Regions from separate parts of the Homo sapiens genome. Here regions 1 and 3 are each linked to region 2. Evidence: chromatin loops called from intact Hi-C (ENCODE). Cell type or tissue: IMR-90. All regions are shown on one strand. Each heading gives the region's core, and the rest is flanking DNA. Links, peaks and the distances in the headings are about the cores only. Region 1 overlaps SLC8A1 (solute carrier family 8 member A1). Region 2 overlaps SLC8A1 (solute carrier family 8 member A1). Region 3 overlaps SLC8A1 (solute carrier family 8 member A1).

Region 1 (8,300 bases), core at 1,560-5,559, 130 kb before region 2:
GTGTTTTGTGGTTGTTAATTAACTGAGCATTCCTTCAATCTCTAAATTTCTTAAAAATATCAAGTGTGTCTTGTGACCACCATCAGCTGCAAACACAGCATCAACTTACCAAAACAGTCTTTGGTGATTAATCCATAATGACAGGGCTGTTCTCCCGACTGATTAAATTCATTATCAAGCAGCCAGAGGTAGAGAGCTCTCCATGGAAGATTTATTACTCTGGAATTACCTTTCTAGTTTATACTGATGAAGCTAGCTTTGGTAAATAAGGAAGATGAAAATATAAGGGGCTCCTTTTTAGTGGATATTGACGAGTACTTTTAAAAATGGCTAGTCTGTATTTTCAGTGTCTCAATTCTTAAAAAAAGTCCTTAAACATATGTCATCTTTGGTCATTCACAAAGCAGTTGAAATGGTTTATTATCACCATGTGGGATCAGCCTCTAGAATAATCTTTTAGAGGCTGTATCAGGCCAGGCTGATACAGCCTGTGTGTGTATCAGGCCTGAATGTGTGTCAGGCCAGGCTGGGAAAGTTATTGTTCTTATTCTGTCTGCCACCATCACCTTGGTTCACTTTATCACCAACAAAGCTGGATTTGGGTAATAACTTACTAAATGGTTTCTTTACCTAGTTCTTTCCTTTACAGGCCTATTCAGGGGCAGGTTAATTTCCCTTGCTGTAATCAAGTCACCCCTATGCAAAATGTACAGTTTATAATTCCAAATACATACATATATATATACACACACACCTGAATAGCCTTAAGTCCTTTCCATATATAAATTATTTTTATTCATTTCATCTTTTCTTTTTTAAATTTTGTTTTTGTTTTTGTTTTTAATATAAATATATATATAAATACAGAGACAGGGTCTCCCCATATTTCCCGGGCTGGTCTGGAACTCCTGGGCTCAAGGAACCCACCTGCCTTGGCCTTCCAAAGTGCTGTGATTACAGAGATGAGCCGCTGTGCCTGGCCTTATTCCATCTTTTCTTTAAAGTTTTCCTGTTCACCTGAGCACAAAGTGACTTCTCTCTTCTCATGAGCTGTATGACTTTTGGCTTTAAAGAGCTCTTTCTGTAACTTAACATTTTTTCCTGGTTGTGTGGTTTTAATCCTCAGTGGATTTGTGTGTGCTCTGAGGATGGAAAAGTCCAAACTTTACCTCACTGCGTCCTGTGTTTCACACTGGGTCAGGCAAGGAGTGTATCTGATACCTCTTCTCAGATTTCTTGAGAAGAGCACGTGAATTTATTTGCTCTATCAAGTTGCCTTCTAGTCCATTTTATGCACACTTGTTTGGAAGATATCTGAAAGAGAATACCTAAACCTATTGTTTTTGGTGCACTGTCAGGGAATATGGAGCACAAATGGCAAAAGATGGGGGAATGGAGGGTGCAGATACATACAATGAAATTCAGTACTCTCATGCCACCTGCCATTAAGCCTTACATGAATATTTTGTTTATCTACTGTTTGTTTGTAGGAAGGAAAAAGTGGGAATTCTGAGCCTCGGATCCAACTGTACTATTTGGCTAAGTTACTCAAGTTCTCTCAGCCTTCATTTCCTTATGTGTAAATTAGATAAATTAGTACTATTCCACTGGATTGTTCGGCAGGCTAAATAGGGTTATGTAAGTAAAAAAACTTGAAAAATGCCTAGCTTAAAATAGATACTCAAGAGCTCTTAGTCCCCACCTCCCACAACTGTAAATTAGTCTTGGGGTCATTTTAGGGGGAAGGGGAAAGAGGGTGACTGTAACTTTTTATTTAAGTCATTATTCATATCGGCATTGAATTATAGGCTGTAAATTTTGAACATGGGAGATTTAATCACAACTGTGATGATCTATTTTTGAAGAGTCATGTTTCTGCTGAGATTGACCCTGGCAGAGGACCTGTGGGTGGAAAGTAGGTGTAAATCATTCAAGACAGCTTTGTATATTAGTAAAGAGATAGAATCACATACCCAGAGATAAATTTAATTTTGCAATTGACATTCACTCTTTTGTAAGCCACTTTTAATATTACAACACAAAACCTGGTAAGAATAGCCTTTTAAAGAGACATCCTTCAAGGCAAAAAATACTAATTTTGATGATTATAAACATTTTTAACATTTCTGGACTTCTTTCTTCAATTTATGGCTAGGACATAGTTTGAATTTTTTTTTCCCCCTTAAGTTGGTTGGGTACATTTTGACGGGGATTGCAAGGCTGCTGTTGGTATTTTGTAAGAATTTATTTTTTTCCTTTGTGTTCCCATAATACCTCTCTTGATAAACCATCAAGGATTTCTCTTCTATTCATTCACTAGTAGAGTGAGGCAATTTGCTATCCCTCCCTATGTTAACACCAAAGCCAGAGATAATGACTTTCCACTGTTACACTGGAGACGTGAGTCAAACAACAAAATACCGTGGTATAAGCGATGGCTTATTAACTACAGGGGAGGAAGTATCTTCTGCAAGATTCCCTAGAACCCAAACTTAGTCTGGAAGTGTCTTCAACATAGAAAGAATGCAGGAAAATGTTGCAATTTCCAAGAATAGTTGAATACTTTCAAGAAACAGTCTTTCTAGCCTAAAGGCCAAAAGAAGTAGAGAAAGGAGAAAAAAAGAAAAGAAGTCAACCACAAGAAAAGTTAATATTGCTTGCCTTCATGGGGCGGTCAAGCCCACAGAATATGGAATCCAGTTGTTTTTGATGTTTGCCATGGTAGTATTATCTATGAAGAAAAATCCTCAGCATGACAGTGAGATTTCCCAAAGGGAGAGGAGTTTGTGGCTTCCACTTAAAAAGGAAAGTGTCACGTGTACTTGTGTAAAGTTGATTAATGCTTCTTACTTGTAAATTTTGCCAAGGTTAACAGATCTCTGTGGTAGAACACACATACACCAATTTAAGAGACACAGCAACTGGGTGTTTATTTTTTCTCCCCCTCTTCTTTTCTTTTTCTTCCCCTTAGGATTTCTGTGACCATATATAGCCATGGCATCAGTTTACATTCTGGAGGATTAAAGTTTTCTGTTTAGATTCTTAGAGGAAAGTCTAGGGTTGAATGTGATTATTATAAATATTTCTTGATTTCTGGTAGCAAGCTATCTAATCTTTCCTGCATTAAGAGGGGTTTATCATAATTTTCTTCTTTTCAAATCCTTGGCCTTTGCAGCTGTCCCTTGGAAAAGCATTTCATTTGCTCCAAAGAGAATAAACAATGCTTATAAATTAAGTCATGGGTAGGATGTTACATCCCAGTTCCATGTACGAATATAGTCCTGGTTTTTTGTCTCAGTGCCTGGCCCAGGAGACCAACTGGGGACCTGGTTCTGTTGTAAAACCGTATTGTCTGGCTGCAGGGCTGCTGCCACAGCAACAAGAATCAGTGATGTCACAGCCTCAGAATCTGCCTGCCAGAGATCGGGTTTCCAGAGGATATGATCAACTCTTTCTGCTGGGAGACAATTTTGCACATCCCATCTCAAAGACAGTTTAAACCTTTGTTCTCTCTTGTTTCCTCTTTAAACATATGTGTCTCTGTTCTATCTCCAAAATCAGATAAAATCTCATAATAGCAAGAGCTAGGATTTATTGAGCATTCACTATGTGCAAGTTGACTATGTATTGTGCTTTACCTTCATTAGCCTATTCGGTCCTCACAAAAACCCTAAGAGGTAGAAGACACTAACATCTTCTGTGTTTTAAGAGTGAGGTCCCTGAGCCTTGGTAACATTGTAGTCAAGCTTTGCTAGACATCAAAGCCTATGTTCACAATGAGAAACTACTGATTTTCCCTGTCAGATCCATGAGAGTCAACAGGACTGCCCCTGGCCTCTGCCTAACACCATTTTCTCCCCCTTCTTACCTAAAGTCCACCCTATTTCTGAAGCTGTAATGTATATTTGAAAGGCAACAATGAAGGGATTTAACTTGAGCAATTTGCTTCTACTTTATCAAAATCTTAACCCCTACACTGAAAGGAAAATGTGAGCCTGTACTAAATCTAGACTTTCCTGTGAACACCTGAAATGAATGCACACAGGGATCATTCCAGGGGCTGGGCCAGGGACCACCAATATCATACTAAGAAATCCTTGAACCTTAGGCATTATTTTGCTAGAAAAGATCCCTTCTAGTTTTTGTCCCCATGTAGCAAAACCTTTCTGAAAGTAAGAGAGACAGCCTCTTAGGTACCCCGAGTCAGAAAATGAAATGTAGGTGGTCTTTATAGAAATGAATGTCTAGGGGTACCTTCAAATAGCAACTAGTGTACTAAGTCATGCTAAATAAAATGCACTGACCTTGGCTTCATGAGCTTTGGGGTTTACTTTCTCAGTGTCTCCAGTTACTTCAATAAACCTTCAATTTCCTTATTTGTAAAATGGAAATGATAATAGTAATACAGTATTAGTAATGCTGATAAGTAAGAATACAGGTATGAAAGTGCTTTGTAAATTGTAAAATACTGGAGTTGGTATTAGTTTCATGAGATACTGACTCAAGAATACAGTAGAGGCTTTCTTTGCTTTTTTGTAATATATTTATTGAATTAGTGTCATTTGTCAATTTAACATATTTTATAATTCATTATTCAAGTTAAATGTAGTTTTGGCAGAAAGCTCAAGTCATTCTGATAAGAATAAGATATCTAAGAAATGCAGTTTTTTCCAGGATGTTTTGTTAGACGCAAGGATAGTTTAGCCTGTCAATTACATGAGAAAAAGCAAAGTCACTTTAAAACAACACTAGGAAAGTGAGGCCAACACACAAGTCTGAGGCAAGATGAAGGGGAAAAGAGAAAAGAGGCACCAGAGAGCCTTTGCTATATAAGAAGTTGGGGAGAAGGTGGTGTGGGTGCTGGAAGAAAAGTTGGAAATGTAAATTGATTCCCTAGGGTTCTGGTGTCCTGTACCCTGTTTAGTTTCTAGAAAAATGTCTGAGCTCTCAGAACTCACCAACTGAGGTTATGGTTCTAGAAGAAATTCTGTAAGGGTGATCACTCCTGCCCACGCAATGAATGACTCACCAACAAGCGTACAGAAATGAGACCTTTTTCCTTAATTTTAACTGGTATTGTGTGTTGAATCTGTTGCCTAGATCATCTAGAATTTACACATGTGAAGCTATTAAAATGCCATGTCTCCCTGTATTGTGTTTGCTAAGACTAACAGCAACAGATAAGATTTTACAGTTATCTCAACTTCTCTCCATCTTCTGTGGTCTTTATTTTATAGATCTTTATCTTTACAGAAATATTACAAAGATATTAAAAACAAAGAATAAATTTTGAATTATGTCTTCAGTGTATTTAAGCAGTTTTTTTATTTTTTTGGTTTTTTTTCTTTTCTACACCAGCAGTGGTCATAGGAAATTCTTTTTCATGGTGTTCTGCTCTCAGAATTGGCTGTCAGGCCCAACCACAGATGATTCCTCAATTGGCTCTGGCCAATGGCTCAACAATTTAACTGGAAAGACATTTACAAGATCTGCTAAAGAAAATCCAGTTTACTTGCCAGAATGTTGCTCCCTGCGTACTCCATGGTATTGGTACTAACAAGTATTGAAATGGCTGATAGACATAGATGGACAGGACATTAGAGCTGGCTAATCCACAACCCAATAAGCATTATTTAAACAACTAAGATTTGACTGGAGTACAGTAAAACATCCACAGACAACTGGTGGATGAAAAACAGACAGAACTCTTAACATTAGCAATGCTAAATCTATTCATTTTCTCTTAGAGTGGAATTCTTGAAGTTCATGCATGTTAACAAGAGAGATTCTGTGCTGATACTTGTTTCCAACTTAATGCTTTATGTATTCCGCTAATGGTTTTCATATCCCTGAACACTGAGGTTGCAGACACACTAGAAACAACCAGCTCAGATGATGACGAGGTGAAAGTGGTAAGAAATGCAATAATAGTTTGCAAAAATTTTCTCCTATTCTGTAGGTTGTCTCTTTACTCTGTTGACAGTTTCTTTTGCCTTGCAGAAGCTCTTTAGTTTAATTAGATCCCATTTGTCAATTTTTGCTTTTGTTGCAATTCTTTTGGCATCTTTGTCATTATATCTTTGCCCCAGCCTGTGTCCTTAATGTTATTGCCTAGGTCGTCTCCTAAAGTTTTTATAGTTTGGGGTTTTACATTTAAGTCTTTAATCCATCTTGAGTTAGTTTCTTTGTATGGTGAAAGAAAGGGGTCCAGTTTCAATCTCCTGCATACAGCTAGCCAGTTATCCCAGCACAATTGATTGAGTAAGGAATTATTTTCTCACTGCTGTTTTTGTCAGGTTTGTCAAAGGGCAGATGGTTGTGGGTGTGTGGTCTTATTTCTGGGTTCTCTATTCTGTTTTATTGGTCTTTATGTCTATTTTTGTACCAGTACCATGTTGTTTTGGTTACTGTCACCCTGTAGTATGGTTTGAAGTCAGGCACATAGAGGGGAACAACACATATTGGGCGGGAGGAAAGAGAGGATCAGAAAAAAATGACTAACGGGTACTAGGCTTAACCTGGGTTTTCAAATAATCTGTACAACAAACCCCCATGACACAAGTTTACCTGTGTAACAAACCTACACTTGTACCACTTGAACTTAAAAGTTTTTAAAAAACACAGTAATTGAAAATATTTATCAATTTTAATAAGAGGAAGATAATTCTGTTTTTTTAAATAAAATCAGTAAATCCCAATTCTTGTAAATAAAAAGTGGTAAATCCCAGTTCCTCCCAATAAAATTTACATACAAAACATTAAACAGATAACTGAAAGACTTAGGGGTTCAGAAGAAACTAAAATAGGTTCATTAAAACTCCATGTTGAAATGAATTTATTTTTATTTTTGGTAGGGTTACTAAAGAAATAACTTTGTTTAAAAATTTAATTTTTGCAAAAGCGTTGGGAAAATCTTTTATGATATTATTGTAAATAAAAAGGGAGCCTATGGCCTAGATGTTGAAATGAATTTTCTGTAGTTAGACATCCACAAAAAGTTTTGATAACTGGTTCACCATCAAACCATGAGTGGTCCTTAGAAAAAGTGTTAGGGATTTATCCTTAGTATCTTTAACGTTTTTATCAATGATTAAAAGAAGCAACAAGATAACTGCTTAATCAGAGCTACAGATCACAAAAAGTTGGGAGGAATATGTAAATGTGCATGATAGATTAAAAATTCAACATGTTGTTAACAGGCTGAAACACTTGACCTAAACCAAAGGTTTAAGATTCAGTGGGGAGAAATATGAAGGACTGAATTTAAGTTTTTGAAAAATACCAAGTGTCCTGTAAAGATATGGAAGACCTGGCATGCTACCAGTTTTTGTGAACAAGATGTGGGGGGTTGTGTTGTCTTCAGTCTTCATGTGAGTCAGTGGTGTTACGTGGCTGTGAACAAAGCTAGTGTAATCCTAGGCTGCATTTTAACAGAAGGGGTGTATTCAGATCCTGAGATATTATTGTCTCGCTACATGTTGTACTGGATAGGCCACAGCTTGAGTATTAGATTCCATTTTGGACCCACATGTTCAGATTTCATTGACAGTCTGGAGGCATCTAGATGAGATGGCGAACAATTATGGCGGAGCAGCACACACTGATGACACATGTACGTTTGTCTCACTTGAGAGTGGGTTGTCGGTTTTCAATAGGGCAAGGAAAATACTTACTGTATAGTTTGGTACATTGTGTTTCTATTGGAAGAAACAGTTTACCAATACTTATTATAAAAGAGCAGAGGAGGAACAAATATAGGTAACTCAGTCGGGGAAAAAAGGGATGTGTGTAGCGATACCATGGATGCAGAGGGTGCAGCAAAGATCAGCGAAGTGTTAGAATATTATAGCACAATGGATGTAAAGGTGTCAGTCAGTCAGTGTCAGGGAATTCCAGGTTGACTAGGGAACACAGGCAGAAGAAGATTCTGAACTATAGACTCAGTATTTGATGTCTAGGAGACAAATGGAAGCAGAGACTAGGAGGCAGAACAAGGATGCCATCTGCCTGATTAAGCAAGAGTTAGTATGAATCCTTTGCAAAGTGACAGCTTGTCTTTGGGGATCAGCACACTGGCAGGTTGGGGGCTGGCCTCTCTAGGAAGATCTTATGACTCTTTGGTTTTTATGAAAAATCCCTATGAAATCACCCAGAACCTCAGTAATTCATTTTTTTGACAACCACACCCTCAAAACTTTAAAAATCAGATGCTGAAGGTTAATCTCAGGTGGAATTTTAAGATGCTTGCTTTTAATATACCGAACCTAAAACTAAAGATGAAATCCTGTTCAGAGGATGTT
Region 2 (8,300 bases), core at 1,413-5,412:
TTGGGTTTCTACTGGGTCTCACCTTTGAAATGAGGGCTTCCAGGGATAATCCCTAAGTCCCTTTCCTCTTGTAAGTTATTTATGCATTTTTATTAGAATTCTATGTATACGTAAGCAGTTACTGTTAATGTATTAACAAAAAATTTAAAATAGAGTTATAAACTGCAGTGATTAAAATGTTTATTATTTGAACATAGGCCAATACAGCTAATGTGACACGTGACTTATATGCCCTGAGCCTTTTTTCCTCATTTTTGTAACACCATCTGGTGCTCTAGCATAAGGAAGGGTTTATTTAAATAATAACATTAGTAAAACCCATGCCTCAGATCTGTCTCTCTCTCTCCACACACACACACACACACACATATATATGCTGTTTTCTAAAGTTGCTTTGCTAAGGCTTCTGCCATATTCTGAGATTAATCCTTCTCAAACACGTGGCAAGTGAAATAAAACAAGATACTTCTGGATTTGGCTTAACCTAGAGCCTGGCTGTTCAGGACCATGGTAGAACTAAGCCAAGCTGAGCACTGCCTGCACCCATGACAGCTCTCTGGGGATAGTGATCGCTCCATTCCAGGCTGCAGAAAGCTAATGCCCTGTGGTTGGAAAACTCACCAAGGCTCAAAGCCTTCAGATGGCTAAGAGTTGATTCCAAGGTGCCAACTCCTTGCTTCTGCCCAGGAAAATGGCCAAACTCTCCTATAATACTAATCTATAAGAAATATGCTGGCCTTTCCACCCCAGCATGATTTCACACTAAAATGGCTATTTCTCACTCTTCAGATATTAAGTTTCTTAACATGTAAGAAAAGATGAAAGAATCCAAGGCAATAATGGAAAATATTCTTTTTTTTTTTAGCAGAAATATGTTAGAGTACAAACTTTGCCAGGCACTGGTAGCTACTGTGTTTTCACAGCCCTAGTCACATCTAACCATTTTCCTTTAAAATGACAGACTTAAATAAAAAAAATTCCTCTGAGGTGTCATAATAGAATCCTATGAAAAAGTAGCCAGAATTTAAAAACTTTTCTGTTTCAGAGAGTTCTAGCTTCCCATGAACAGCCTGAGTCTGAAAGCATATCAAAGCAATATGACTTCACCATCCATCTTCTGGAATTAATGAAGTAGCAGTGACTTTTCCTTATGAAAGGTCTGTTTGGAGGGCAATGTTGGAAACACAGTGCATTCAGCTGGCAGACCTTGAAGGCAAGATGTGCAGAAGAACTGACTGCACAGGAATCAGTCCTGAGCAGAGTGATTACCCCACAGTGTTTGGCTAAGCTGCTGTTATCCAAGGTTCTGCTGAATAAAACTCATAGAAGAACAAATGAACAAAGTCTGTCTTTAGGACTAGTTGGAAGCATTTACAGTGAACCATACCAAGTAAAACTCAAGAAAAAAATTTAGTTGCCCTATTTGACTCTGGCCAAAAGTTGCATGATTGCAGGGTAAACCCAATAAAAGCAGACGTTTTGAAGTGGAATCAGGACCACAGTTTGCGTATTTCAAGTTTCCCCTGTTGAGAATGTATTTCTAAAGTAAAAATGAGATAGATGTGTACCACATGCTTGTAGTGTATGTGTAACCAACCATATCCAAGATGTGCAACTATAAAACCTACATCTGGAATACATTTTTCCATTTCATCTTCTATGTGCACAGTTTAAAAATTAAGTATTGCCTAAGCAGAAAAAAAAGGAATTAAAACCTATGAACACTTTTAAAAGAAGAGAGGTTAATTGAGAAGCTATTTCTTAAACTAGTCTAAGACAGGTCATATGGCATAATGATTAACATCATAGGTCTCTGAGATGGACCTGTAGGGTCCTAGCTCAGCTTCTTATAACTATGTAACCTTGGTCAAGTTCCTTGACTTATGTAAACATCAGTTTCCTCATCCATGAAATGAGTCTCGAATGAAAGTAATGTATATAAAGCAGTCAACAGTCTGATATAAACCTCTTACCATTCTACGAGATTTAATTGTAGCTTAGAAACTGAACATGATGTCTATCTTGAGATATCTGTCTTGGTTTTAAAATGTGTTTTTCACAATATACATCACAGGAGAGCAGCAGATAGTCAAGAGAAGGAATGATTAAAAAAAAAAAAGTTTGACTTTTTAAGTAATATAAAACAAAATGACAATATTAATGCAAAGACGTCTGGTTTGGCCTGATTTTGCTAAATTCAGTGGTTCAAGTGGATCTTGTATATTACTAGTTATTTTCAAAGCAGAAGCAAACAGGTACATACAGCACAGAGTCAGAGTGTCCAAAAGTTTTACCCTGTCAACTTCCAGGATTGCTATGTTGTCCTCCCATGCACTCTGTCCTGAGAAAATGCCACTAACCCACTTTAGATTTGCACCTTATTCTTCTGGTGGACACGTGGCCTTTCACTGTGAATTTTGTCATAAGGAAAATAACGACTTGAATGTATTTAACGGACAATCAGTGTGACTACGTAGTATATGTTTAGAGCTGGAGAGGGATATCAGAGAGATCCGGTATAGGCTCCCAAACTAAAGAGCTGAGTTTCACTAGGGAGAGAGAGACCTGTACATGAACAGCACAAATCACAGAATCCCAAGTTTCTCCTATGTGCCACTTCCATAAGACTGAGTCCACTGGAGTGGGAATGATTCCTAATTTATACTGAATTATTCTTTTGATTATTTTCATGGCTATCACATATGGTACATATCCTAGGCCATTTAAGGTTGCTCAATTATATTGGCTGCCTATTTTTAACATAGCCATTTATGTAACTCAAGAGTCAGGAAGCTACCTTTGAACACTGTAAATTGTCAAATGGTTTTTGATTTCCTAGGTTCCTTATCACTTGGCAAATATGTACAGCAGACCTTTTCCAGAGAATGAGTGCACTGGGACTTATCCCCCAGACATTCCTTCTCTTTGTTAAACCCACAGTCTCAGGCAGGGACTCCAGCAACCCTTTCCTCGGGAGGAAGAAGCCTCTAGATTTCAGGAGTGCCCTCCAGTGGCTGCTCTGCTAACTAATCCTCTACTGATCTCCCCAAGGCTGACTGGGGCAGCACTTCTTGCAGAGCTAAAGCCCAGCTGAAAACTGAGGTAGGATCTTCTCACTTAGAAATATCCAGCAGTAGGAAAAGGCCTCGATCATTGCATAGACAGGCTAAAATTGACGAGTGCTTTCTGTCAGAAAGTTTGTGGGGTTTGGTGCATTTTTTTTTTTTTTTTTTTTTTGGTTTTTCATATCATGCACACCACTTGCCTACTCAGCTCCAAAAACAACATTCTCTCACAGCAACTGCCAGGGAAAAACATGAGGTGGAAAAATCAGAGTAACGTCTTCCCCTGGGGTGACATTATACAGGAAAAGTCATCGGACAACTCCCAGCCTGGCCTTCATAGGTCAGCAGGAAAGGCTGTCATTACCTTAGTGTTGTTGGGAAATTTAAAGAGATAATAGATGTGGAAACGCTCAGAAGGAGACTCACGTAGTAGATGCTCAGTAAATGATGGCTGTTAGCCTGTGGGTCTCTTCATGTGCACTGACGCTTTCCTAATGTATCTCCCACCACTAAACCAAGAGTGCAGTGTATTTACTTACTTCCTAACCCCCTAGTGAGGAGATACCAGGAAAGCTTCAAAATTTCTACATAGGAAAGCTTAGAGGAGGTGATCTGGTAAGAATGTAAGGCTTGCAGCTGTGTTTTCACAGCACTTTCCATTAAATTGCTCAGATGTTCATTTTTTTTAATAACAAAAGGGCTGCTGATGGGAGCGTTGTCCCCCAGACCCTAGACCCCTCAGTAATTACTCAGAAATGTCACAGTCTCCCTAGAAGCTATCCATTCTGCCCACTTTTCCTCTTACGTTGCTCCAGTTTCAAGTATTCCCCTTGAGGTTTTAGAAATAATGTTTGTTTATCTAGCACTTAGACTCATCAGAGGGAAGGAGGCACTAGAGCATTCACATGGAATTCCTCCCCCACTTGAATATTTGTCAGGAAAAAAAATAGATTCAACTATAAATGTGCAGCAGAGTTGGTGCCTTCCCACTGTGAATGTATTTTCAAGTGCACGGACCAATCCACCACAAAGGAAAAATGCAATACCCTTCCAAAAATACACAGTGCTGATGTGATGTTGCATTCCTTTGTTCATTTTCCCAGAGCCAGGTTACAGGGCCATAGGCTCCATTTGAATAGACTTCTTAGTCTAAAACAGAGGTAAAATCAAGCTCAAAGCCATGATGTTACTTTTTATTTTTTCTTAAATACTGAACTTAGACTTGAGAAATCTTTCTTTTCTTTTTCTCTTTTTTGAGACAGGGTCTCACTTTGTCACCAAGGTTGGAGTACAGTGGGGTGATCTTGGTCACTATAACATCTACCTCCTAGGCTCAAGTGATCCTCCCATCTCAGCTCTCAAGTAGGTGGGACCGCAGACACTACCATGCCCAGTTTATTTATTTATTTGTATTTTTGGTAGAGGCAGGGTTTTATCATGTTGCCCAGGCTGGTCTTGAACTCCTGAGGCTCAAGCAATCCACCCACTTTGGCCTCCCAGAGTGCTGGGATTACACGCCTGGCCTTTATTTTCATGAATTGAAAATAGCTCTGGTAAGTTGTGAATTAACTCAGTTAAAGATTTAGGGGTTTCCTTAATATTCCATGCATCACAGCTATGATATGTAGAAACTAAGGGCAATGAAATGAGCCTTCAATGTCTGTATTCCTGCTTTTACTGGACATTCAGTAGACACTCGTATCCACGTTTGGTGAAGGAATGAATGAATGATTTGGCAGAACTACCTTGTATATCTCTGCAATGATCTCAGATTTAGGAAAATAATCTTAATAACTATGGAATAAAGATCAAAGCCTCATTAACTTTGCTTTTATAAAAATGGAGACAGCAAAAAGTATACCTTGCATGTGAAGTTTGTCTTTCTCGTCTGACTAACTTTGCCCAGAGACAAAAATTTAGTCTCTTTTTTTCTAAGCAAGTCTAGAAAGTCTTGAAACACAAGGCATGGTTGTATTTGTATTCCTCTTTGGTTTCTTGTTGTTTCTTGTAATTATAGATACCATATTTTAAAATCTCTGGATTTTGGTTTGCTTCTGCCTAGATGGGTAAGGCAATACCATGAGTAAATGTTGAAAGAGATGCCTAATGCAAAGAAGTGGTGGCAGCTGTTTCTATGACATTTGTAGACCTTTGACATTCAAGACGGTATCCCTGTAGAGCTTCACAAAGGGAGAGTCGAGTTGCTGGATGCAACCATTGTTCTTGTTAGTGGATGGAGATTTATAATTATACCCTTGTCTGCTCAGAGCACATGCCATAGGGAGAAGCAACATAAACACAGGCAGCATGGCAGGCAATCCAGGACAACAATGAGGTTACAAATTACACAAAGCGATTTCACCATTCATGAAATAAGCCTTATTTGCAAATATGAAAGGAAATGTGGACCTTTTATCTTTATGTTTTAGTTTGTTTTCCAAAATTACATTCACAAAGAACTAAACAGGCTTTACTTAAACATCTTTGATGTTTTCAGTCTGGCTTGTGGTAAAATTCTAATGGACACATTTCTCCAAAGTATTGTCATATTCATATTCATATTCTCTGTCTCTCTCTCACACACACACACGCACACACACACACATCCTTCTCACACTTAAATTGTAAGGCGTTACCACTTTATATAACAATATATTTAGTCAAAATGGAGACATCATAGCCCCATCAATATTTATTTTCTGGAGATCTGCCCCGAAGTTAGTAGCAAACTATAGGAAATAGATCAAATTATTGAGTGGAACACTGCTTGGATTAGGAATTATGAATAATTAATATTTTCTATATTTTATCCCAGTATTCAACAACATAAACATATTGTTTTTAGAATAAGAAAAAAACTGATATCTATTTTTCTGTCTGTTGATAAATCTGATCTTACTAGATTGGAACAAATAGGCAATGCTTATGGTGAAAAAGCTCATAGTCCTTAGGGGCTATGACAAGTGACAGGTCACTCTCAAAGCCTGTGGAGTTCTTTTCTAAAGTAGAGGATTCAGTATGGGTGTCTGTCCCAGGCTCTGAATTGGGATTAGATGGACCACCTTCACACTCTTCTTTCCCTACTCTGTTGTGGTCTTCAGAATTTGAAAAGGCAGGAAGGTTAATCACACCTCAAGGTTAGGGGAGGGCAAAGAAGAGGTCAAAGGGGGACAGGTATTTATGGTCACATATCAGGTACTTTACTCACATTGTGCTTTTTAATACCTGTGAGGAAGGAATTTATTATTTAAATTTCAACTTTTATTTTTGACGGAGGGGGTACATGTGCGGGTTTATTGTGTGATGCTGAAGTTTGGGGTGTGGATCTCGTCATTCAGGTACTGAGTACAGTACTGATAAAGTAGTTTTTCAACCCATGCCCCCTATTCCAGGTAGTCCAGAGTGTCTATTATACCCACGTTTATGTCCGTGTATGCTCAGTGATTATCTCCCATTTGTAAGTGAGAACACGTGGTATTTGGTTTTCTGTTGCTGTGTTAATTCGCTGAGGATTATGGCCTCCACTTGCATCCATATCACTGCAAAAACCATGATTTTGTTCTTTTTTATGGCTGTGTAATATTCCATGGTGTATATATACCGTATTAGCTTTATCCAATCCACTGTTGATGGGCACCTGACTTGATTCCATGCCTTTGCTATTGTGAATGGCATAGTGATGAACGTGCAAGTCCATGTGCCTTTTTGGTAGAATGATTTATTTTCCTTTGGGTATATACCCAATAATGGGATTGCTGGGTTGAATAGTACCTCTGTTTTAAGTTCTTTAAAAATCACGGAAGAAATTTATTGTCTCTATTTTAAAAGTGACAAATACACATGTGGGTCACTTTTTTTTGAGTCGGGGTATCATTCTGTCATCCAGGCAGTAGTGCAATGGCAATGATCATGGTTCACTGCAGCCTTGAACTCCTAGGTTCATGCAATCCTCCTGCCTCAGTCTCCTAAGTAGCTGGGAGTACAGGCAGGAGCTGCCATGCCCGACTTCACTTTTAAACTAGAAAAATGTGCTTGGTATGTAGTGAATGCTCAAGAAATATTTATGGAATGAATTATTCTAGTAGTACAGATTTATATGGCTTTGCATAGCTTATATATCTGTGTATTTATACAAAAAAGTGTTCATAAATGCACATTCATGTCCAAACATGTGAACAATAGAGAGACAGCCTCTCTGGGACTTGTTGGATATAGCAGGAATTTTTTTATTTCTCTAATACTACAGTGGGGTTTGCTTCAAAAACTCCTCTTAACCAATCCAAATAATGTCATTTCCCAGCTGTGGTGTTGCATTGGGTCCAGTTCAAGTGCCAAAAGCTCAGCCGAGAGGAAGCCAAAACAATCACATCCTGAATGGTTAGAGTATTTTCTACCCCTCATCACTGTATGACACACTGTCTCAGGGGCCTTCTAGAGCCTGGGGAGTCCTCCGCTCCGTCGGAGACTTGACTTGGCACAGAGCCTGCCATGTCGTCAGCCCTTAACAACAGTTACATAATAAGTACTCTCTGTATCTAGGGATAATCATTTCCCACTCATATTTTATAACTGTGAAGGCTTCCTTTCCCCCAAATATTATGCCATAACTGTGTGCACAAAATGATATACTGGAGTCCCAATTCATCATCAGATAGTTTTAAGCTAAGCTCCATAGATGTTTCCCAGGCTCTTGACTTGGAGGTAAGCGCTGGTTTCACAGTTGGCTTCATTATGAGCCTGGGACATTTCATTCACATGACTTCGGATTACAGAAGAGGTGAAGCAGTGGTTACAAATTGAGAAAACTACTCTTCTTACATTAAGATATTCGTTCGGTTTCCATGGGTAAAAGAAGTAATCTACATGCAATCAACATATTTAGTGAGGAGATACATACACTAAGGAGGATACTGAAATTTTATTTCATTAAGCAAATTGTACTTCACTCCTGTAACAATGTAAGTGGGGAATGAAAATTCAGGTATTCACATTCAGAATTTGATTTCTTTCCTTTATGAAAGAATGCACCAGTTTTTTTGTTTTTGTTTTTGTTTTTTTGAGACAGAGTCTTGCTCTGTTGCCCAGGCTGGAGTAGAATGCACCAGTTGTAACTGGCAGCAGAGAGGGCTGTATTTCACGAGGCAGCACAGTGACTGTGCATGGGAGGAGGAGAGTCAGAAACCCAACCCCTAATGCAGCCCTGCCACATTTACTTGTGTACCTCAGACAAATCAC
Region 3 (8,300 bases), core at 2,242-6,241, 140 kb after region 2:
GAAGCATATTCCTGACCTCCCCCCTTTTTAGCTAAAGATACAAATTCAGAGCTGTTTGAAAAGGGCTTAGAATAATATTAATTAAACATATTCTATAATACAAAGAGAAGTACTTTTTTAAAATACATTTATTTTTCTTTCTTTTTTAGCAGGCATTTCTGACAGAAAATCTTTAGGGCCAATTAGAGTTTCTTTCTGACTTTTAATTGCCCTCTGCCTTTTGGGAAAGTGTTGAAAAAAGCTCTGGAAAAAAATATGCTGGTCAAGGTCGAACCCTGGGGAATTAAAAACATGAGATTTTTATATTTTCCCTCCAAACATAGCACTGAGCAGGCAGGTTCCCATGCCTGTTGTTAATCGGCATTTTCTTTTTTTTTTTTTTTTTTTTGAGACGGAGTCTCGCTCTGTCGCCCAGGCTGGAGTGCAGTGGCGGGATCTCGGCTCACTGCAAGCTCCACCTCCCGGGTTCACGAATCGGCATTTTCTAAACACGTGTTTTGGTGTGCTGGGAGCAGAGGAGTAGGAGGCCCACCCAGTCCCACCACACATACCGGGACATCTTTGACCACATGGGTCCTCTGCCGTTCGTATTTTAGCTTAGATGTTCTTAACTGAACTAACTTCCAATTTTCATATACACTGATCATCTTGTCCCTAGCATTTTCCCTCCAAGATCCTGCTAACAGGCAAACTAGCCCTTTCAAACAGTTGGTACCTGAGATTTCTCAGAGCTCTCTTATCAAGAGTAAGGAGTGAGATTGCAGAAGGGGCAGTAATGTCAATACCAAGTTATTGGAAACTACTTAACCAGCCACTGCATTACATACTGGAGCCCGTCTAGGACACTTGCCCTTGGAAATGGTGGAAAGACTTTGTTTTATTTCTATTTCATCAACAGAACTTTTGTAGCATTGAATCTAAGCAAAGGATAACATCATATTATAATGGAAAGTTATTTTTAACTACAACTGTTATTGTTAAATTTAGAAGAAAATATTGTCTTTGAAGTTTCAGTCCAAAACTCTAAGGAGAACAAGGTTTTTACTGCCATCGGTAATCCTGTGAGAAATTTGACACTCCAGATCTTATTTGAGACAGATAAGTCTATGATAAATATATGTATGAGACTTAAAATATTCTTGATATTCTCAGGTTGTTCTCACAAATTCTGCATAGATTTAGTTGTTTTTTTTTTTATGAGAACCTTTCTTATCAAAAAGGATTGAAAATTTTTCCAACAACTGGTTGTTAAATGAGTCTAGCACCCAAAGAAGCTGTGAGCAGTTGGTTCTACCAGTGACTCTTCTAGGAGCTCTTTCCAGGTTGGTCTCGAACTCCTGACCTCAGGTGATCCGCCTGCCCTGGCTTCCCAAAGTGCTGGTATTACAGGCATGAGCCACTTTGCCCAGCCTGATAGTTCTGACTCAATCCCTAGACACATTCTTCAGAAACAACTGTACATGGTGAGAGAAAAGTGAAAAGGAAAAAAGTTTTCCTTCCTTCAAAATACACTAAATTTGCTTATCACCTTTAAAATTTGGACTGAATGTTTAAACTTTAAACACAAAGCAAAGGGAGATGCTCTTAAATGTGAAATCTGAAGCAAAGATTGCATTTTTGCAAAGCTATCCAGAAGATGTGTTAATTATTGAGACATGGGATTCATTAACACATCAGCGCCCAACCACTGCCTCTCCTGCCCCCATTCACACATTATCCACAATCAAATAAGCAGCTAAGCAGGGGAAACCTATCACTGTTAATGTCATAATCACATCACCACTGAATTACCAGATGTGGTCAGGAACTAGGCAAAGTAGGTGGGACCAATCCTAGGACTGGGGCCATACCACAACCTCAGCTCAGCCCCTTGTCGGATACGGTTTCTGAATTTAGTACAATGCCAGAAGTATTTTTTTTCTTTCAGCTGTGAACCAGCCTGTTTTGTTTGACAAGCCTTTCCAGATTCATGCAGCTCAATCACGTGCTTGTTGCCAGTTTGAGAGTGAACCTATTATTTCAAACTTGTTGCCGTGACCAATTTTTACAAAACTGAAAGTAGCACTGTGAGGTGGATTGGACCTAGTGATGAGGTGTCTACACTTGCATCCTTTTCTTCCAAGAGAATATTCTGACACTCCAACTCTAGAAGTCATGTCATTAGTAAAATGAAAATAATAATTGCTTAATCACTGTTTAGAATTAGTTCATACTTCTTCAGAGCTTGAAGCCTCCACGACTCAACATCAGATCCATGGATAGTATTACTATACCTTTACCCAAAGACTGGATTTATTTTGTAAAAATATCAGAATGGGTCTGGGTCCCTTTAAAGCAACTGACAAGGTATTTAACAACATTTTAAAACAATGAAGAAAGGATGATTCTGCAGAGGCTGCTGGGTTACAGAGGAGGGCAGAGCTTTTGTCAGACTCTCTTGATGTTTTGCTCTTCCTGGTAAGTTTTTATCTATCATGGTTCCCAGTGGAATATTCTCCATACACATTCTGTGGGAGGATATTGACATGGCTCTAGACTCTGCCTTTTATTTTCTAATTCTCCTTGGAGAATTAGAACAGGCATTCCAGAACTTGTAATATAGAGGGGAAGAAAGAAAAAATGGCAGATGCCTCATTGATGGATCCACAAGTTTTGTACAAAAGCACACACCATTCTGATTGTCTCTATATTAACATTGTACTCACCAAACAGCTTTCTAAAGGTGACTGGAACAAGATAAATATCAACTGGATAATTACCTAAGGAAAAAGAATAAAAAAGAAATCAAACCAAAAAAAAAGCAAAAAATTGGTCAGTTTAGCAAGCGTGTTTTCCAGGATCATAGGCTCATAAACTATACAGTCAAGAGAGTGAAACAATTTTAAAATCAAAAGTTAGAGCCTTTTATATTTCTTCAGATGTACAATTTCATAAATCAAGCATTTATTTTGTGCAAAGTATTATATTAGGTACCCTAAATGGTATATAAAGAATTCAAAACAGAGTAATTTAAGAAAATTAACACTAGTCTTTGATTTAGTCAGGAAGAGTCCACTTATGGCATTCTAATTAAATTAACCTTCCATTTTGGTCTACATTTTATCAATTTGAGATTGCTTAATGGGGCCATTTTGAAACCTATCAAGAAACTTTCCTCTAACAGAAATAGAAATATTAATTTTCTTAATTTCACATTCTGTCTTCCACTAATAAGATAAATGGATTCAGACCCAACACACACATCCAGAGATTACCATGAGCCAAGACCTGTGTAAGTTTGATATAGGGTCTTTTATTCAACATTTCAAGTTGGGAAAATCTTATTACAAAGATCATTTGCCTCACCATTGCTGAATTCTTTTACTAGGTGTTGATGCTAATTCATCACTGGATTTTCTTAACTCTGCCTGTTGCTCTTTTGGACTTTGAGGCATGTGGTTCTATTTCAGTGAGTTACAACTCCAGCTCTCATCTTTTAACAGCAAACTAGAGAACATCTCACTCTTCATCTCTGAGGACACAGTGTTCTCTTCATTTTAACATCAAAAAGTCACCAGAGAGAAGACCCAAAGGCTTTTCTCTTTGGAAAAGGAATCTTTAATTGTTTCAGAGGGTGAGGAATCTTCAGCTCTCTCTGGACTTGATTGTCCTCATCATTAAATGGGAAGACTTTACCTTTAGCTTGATTTTCCAGAACACATCAAGCCCCGTATGGTCAGTGTTTCCCTGTTATCATCCACTTATGTGTATGGGTTGAAGGTACTTTAAGTTGTGAGCCAGCTGCTGCCCATATTGGGTCACCAATGCACTTGTCAAGCCCATGTAACCACATGAAGTTTGATAGAAATATAAACATTTATTTTGAAATAATTCCATGTGCACGGTTGGAAAAACAGTCTCCCTTCCCTGAGAGGAATGAGTAATTTCTCCCTTTTCAAGAAGTGTACAGTAGAAAATGTAATGAGATTGGAATGGATTCCAAATCAGTGACCTTTTTAAGGCTGAAACCACTATTTTAAATGAAAACTTTAAGTTCATACAGTTTCTTATAGTAATTCTACTTTTATTTTTTAGTCAGTGTGCTTAATCTTTTAGGAAAAAAAACTAACCAGTTATTTTTTACTAAAGTATGTGAATTACAAACAGGATGTGCAATGACCAGGCAGAAAGATATTTAAAGGTGTAATTATTCTAAAGGAAGATGAGAAAAAATTCATCTGCTACAGATTCAACTGTCTTTTAAATGCCTCCCTTGTCATGGAGTAAATGACTACTCAAAAGGATTTCACAAAAGACTTAAATCTCACCCTTAGCAATCAACCGGTCGGCCACAGCTCAGATGCCTCATTAGCAAAATGAAATTGCACAACAGACGAAACATAGCAAAAGAATGTAGACATTTCCATGGGGTGGAAGAAAAGAAGAAAGAAAAAGCAACCATAGTGAACTCTGCTTGCATAAACAAAGAATGTTTTAGTGGAATAAATGTAAGCTTTCTCTTGAAGGAATCCCAGTTAGAATGTCATTGGAAACGGCAAAACTATTTCAGCTTCATAGCAGTAATATATTCCAACTTTATTACCACTGAGGCACAAAGCTAAATTTGTCAGGGGGAAAGGTAAGCAAAAATTACTGACATTGCAACCGATAAAATGATCTTGTGAGACTCAATATTGAGAAAGAAAATTAAAATAGCTAATATTTCTGTTATAATTCCAGTGATTACTAAGACTTCTGCCAAGGGATAAAATTACTTTTCCTTCTCTCATTATAAATTTCTATATAGAGCTATTTTAATGCAGTAAGGACTGTATTTTCATATTTTAATAAATCCCTCACGTTGAATTTGCCCCCCATTTCAGATTTGATTAGGAAATACTAAATTGAGAAGGCAGGTTTTTCCATCTTTTTAAAAACAAGTATGCACCATAAGCATTTTCAGCGGATGTCTGCCTTAAGCAATCTTGGTAGAGCTGTCAATCAGTGGCAGGTGCTTGTTTAAGGAAGAGAACCTGTGAATAGATTTAGCCTTTCTTCCTCACAGACAGCTGCTCATTCACACACGCTCATCTCGTCTTCCTCAACTTCTTGCACCAATCCCGCCTCTTGGATTGACCCACATCCACCTAGCAGTTGAACAAACTGCAGATTCTAATTACATGTCCCGACAGTTGCTCAACTTAATTTTTCACCAACTGAATTTCATGCATTGCCCCTTGATGTTCCTTCCCTCTGTTCACTCTTTTCTATAAGTCCTTGCATTTGATATACTTTAAAATGGATTTGACTAGGAAAAAAAAAAAAACCAAGTCAGCAAACCCTTGTGTTCATTCAAGAAATTGTGAACAAATTTAGCTGTTATGGTAATAATCCTGAGGTGAGAGAGAAAATATCACCTAGGTGACAAGAGATCATTTTAACGCTATTACTAAAATAGTATTCTATGAATAGAGGCCATAGAATTTTCTACAAATAGACTTGTAGGGACTCACATTTTGAATCATATTTTACTTATAGGTTTGCTGTATATACTGATTAAACTTCTGAACCTAAAGATTCTCTATAATTAAACTAGCACAAATATAATCTGTCCCTTACCCACATTGTAAGAATGTCTGGTGGGGGAAATCCAATATTGACCTTCACATTCCACATGGAAAATCTTTGTCCCCAGAGTGCAATTAGGGTGATTAAAAATAAGCCGCTTTTGTGAGTCTCAAGTTTGTTCCCCAAACAAGCAGCATCAGCAACTGGAAATTTGTTAGACATGCAAATTATCCAGTCCCACCTGAGACTTCAGCCCAGATCTATGAATCAAAAATTTTGGAGTGACCCTGGCAATATGGACTTTAATAAGCCCCTAGGATGGTTCTGATGCATGCTCAAATTTGAGAATCATTGATCTATGACACAGCATTCTGAGTGGCCAAGAATGAACAATGTCACCCACTGCTTAATTATGCTTTCCCTTAAGAAAAGGTTTAAATGCTTAAAAGGTAGGTTCTTTATAAAGATAATGCATTCAGATATATGGGAGATATGTCCACCATTCAGACTTAAAATATAATTTTAAGGGACATTAATCCTTATGTCTTTTTCTGGCATAACTGAGTCTGAGGCAGCCTCTCCAGTCAGAGATTTCTAATCAGCTTATCTAGTTCTTTTAAAACCCCACAGCTGATCTACTTTGCCTGACTTCCCCGGGGCCTAGAAAATGACCCTGGACACCTTTCTCTAACTGATTAGCTCTGGCTGATTTGTCTTAATGCTAAACCACTGTGTAACAGTACTAAATTATACTTAATGACACAGTCTACTGTTTTGAAGAGTGCTGTGTATGACTGACTGAGCTAAAAGGATTGCTGGCTATGAGTGAGTTTTAGTTTTAGAATTCATTTTCAAAGACTCACAAGGCTCAAGAAGCTTGAAAACCACAGATGATGTATACAGTAGCTGGAGTTCCCTGGAGGCTCCTTTCTAGGGTCTCTCATTTGAATTGGTGCAGAACTGAAAGCAGAGAGTCAGAAAGTAACTCTGCTTGTAAAAATGGCTTAGGAAAAGGAACTTAAGATTGTGGGTTATATGTGTGTATGTGTGCACACACATGTATGTTTCCTGAATTCTAACCTGAAAATATCACATTTGTGGATACTTAAAATACTCATATGCATTTTGATACACAAAAGCAATTCAAAGTATGTAAAAGGAGGCTGGAAATGTAAGCTTAACAGTGATATTCTGGAGAAAAATGTTGTAACTGTCACTCCAGGCCTCCCTTAGGAGAAACCAAACTTGTCAGATATTTTGGAATGGTAGCTCTTTTTCAGGAATTAGAATAACTGAAGTATGATACTGTGTTCCGTGTGCTTTAAAATCTGTGACCCTCCCCTGTTGCTGGTCATAGCTTCAGCATTTGAGTGTCCATTGTCTGTCGCTGAGGACATTTTCTCATCGGCTCTTTTCCCCATTGTCCCATTCCTCTCACTCACACCTGATTACCAAATAGCTCTAACGAAATCACAGTCACTCCTTCCTGTGTTTCCACCATTGTGTACATCTTCATTTGCACACCCTATTTTTTAATCAAAGTTAAAGCCTCACCAACAAGGTACTTAGAACAATCACCCACTTCTGGCCACTTCGTGACGGGAAATACATCTTTGCAGGGGAAGGAGCTGGATCAGACTGACAGGGTTTCACTCAGACTATTTCAAACAATGAGGAGCCTTGACCTCATTCCCAACTTTTGCCGTCCATAGTGGTTGATTTCTTGTTTTCTCTTTCTCTCTTTTTTTAACAGAAACTCTTAAGCTCAAGGCTAAATTACAGTGGGGACTTGCCTTTGTCTACAGTCCATGGTTTCTGTATTGGCTCAAGCCTTGAAATCTTGAAACAAGCCTAAATTAAAATTTTCTCTTAGCTTAAGAAAAAAAGTTACATATTGTCAAGACCCTTATGTGTGTGGTCCATTAAAAAGGTCTTGATATTAGAAGATAACAGCAAATTGTTTCTTATCCCACAACAGCTTTGCCTTTCAGTGTCCTTTGTGGTGGTTTTCGTAGGTCAGTGGTACAATTCAACACTCTTCCAATAAGCCATAATAATAATTGTTGGCACAACTGTTATTACAACAGGACTTGCCTGGGTTCCATCTATTAATTTTTACAGACAGTAGGAAGCTCACACCGAGGAGACATTGGTAACTTCCTGGACAAGGGCAAAGAAAGGAACTAGCATATTGTACATACTGTGTACGTGCACAGAACACTGGTCTGTGCCTTTGGAGTGTTCTCAGAGGGGCAGGCCAGAAGGGAGGATTCAGGTAGGAAATGAATCTAGGACTTCTCTTGCCTTTGATGGTTACTGATGGCAATTGTGTTTCCCACTGAATAACTTGGTGGACAATTTTGATAGTAAACTGAACTCATACCGAGCAAGCACAATAGTCAATCCATAAAGAAAAGGGTGGCATATCATAATGCCAGAAACCTTGTCTCCCTAAGAGGTGATCATGAATTTCCTATACAGGGCAAAAAAGGGAAGAATAGCCTATTCATATTCTGTATTCACAGTTTGAAGGACCCATCACAAATGACCTTCAAAGACTGACAGGGGGCAGGTAGAAGGGAGGCAAAAATGCAGAGAAAAAGATGTTACCTTGAAAAATGAAGTAAGAAATCCTAATATTCCCGTAGTTGATCCTAAAGTTTGTTCCCATGTCTACGGTTATTTCTAAATAACTTCACTACACTTTGAAATTCCTTAGTGGTGGTTTATCAGTAATACTTAACTGAATTTTT

What was found. Hi-C counts contacts between places; a loop is a spot of excess contacts. Peaks named below come from ENCODE experiments on the same cell type or tissue, not always from the same donor. Only the 100,000 strongest peaks of a DNase experiment are listed, where the experiment ranks them.
Region 1: a loop joins it to region 2, with 2.0 times the contacts of the local background. A loop is called at or near these places in 4 of 110 quality-filtered maps.
Region 3: a loop joins it to region 2, with 6 times the contacts of the local background. A loop is called at or near these places in 2 of 110 quality-filtered maps.

What each region holds. Positions count from the first base shown.
Region 1 is chr2:40,366,912-40,375,211 of GRCh38, reverse strand. The region is part of intron 2 of SLC8A1 (solute carrier family 8 member A1); the gene reads left to right. Among named protein-coding and RNA genes, the nearest start is that of SLC8A1, 81 kb to the left of the region's middle. In IMR-90, for the core only: no CTCF peak of the experiment used is centred there; DNase peaks (open chromatin) are centred at 3,401 and 5,001; H3K27ac peaks cover 2,253 bases.
Region 2 is chr2:40,239,503-40,247,802 of GRCh38, reverse strand. The region is part of intron 2 of SLC8A1 (solute carrier family 8 member A1); the gene reads left to right. The region is part of intron 3 of SLC8A1-AS1 (SLC8A1 antisense RNA 1); the gene reads right to left. Among named protein-coding and RNA genes, the nearest start is that of SLC8A1, 210 kb to the left of the region's middle. RefSeq lists an enhancer at 4,993-5,543. In IMR-90, for the core only: a CTCF peak has its summit at 3,010 (motif pointing left); DNase peaks (open chromatin) are centred at 3,002 and 4,012; H3K27ac peaks cover 1,176 bases.
Region 3 is chr2:40,099,368-40,107,667 of GRCh38, reverse strand. SLC8A1 (solute carrier family 8 member A1) reads left to right here. Exons shown (of 11, transcript NM_021097.5): 11 at 1-8,300. It overlaps SLC8A1-AS1 (SLC8A1 antisense RNA 1), which reads right to left. Exons shown (of 5, transcript NR_038441.1): 3 at 2,706-2,759. Among named protein-coding and RNA genes, the nearest start is that of SLC8A1-AS1, 190 kb to the right of the region's middle. In IMR-90, for the core only: no CTCF peak of the experiment used is centred there; DNase peaks (open chromatin) are centred at 3,877 and 4,377; H3K27ac peaks cover 3,541 bases.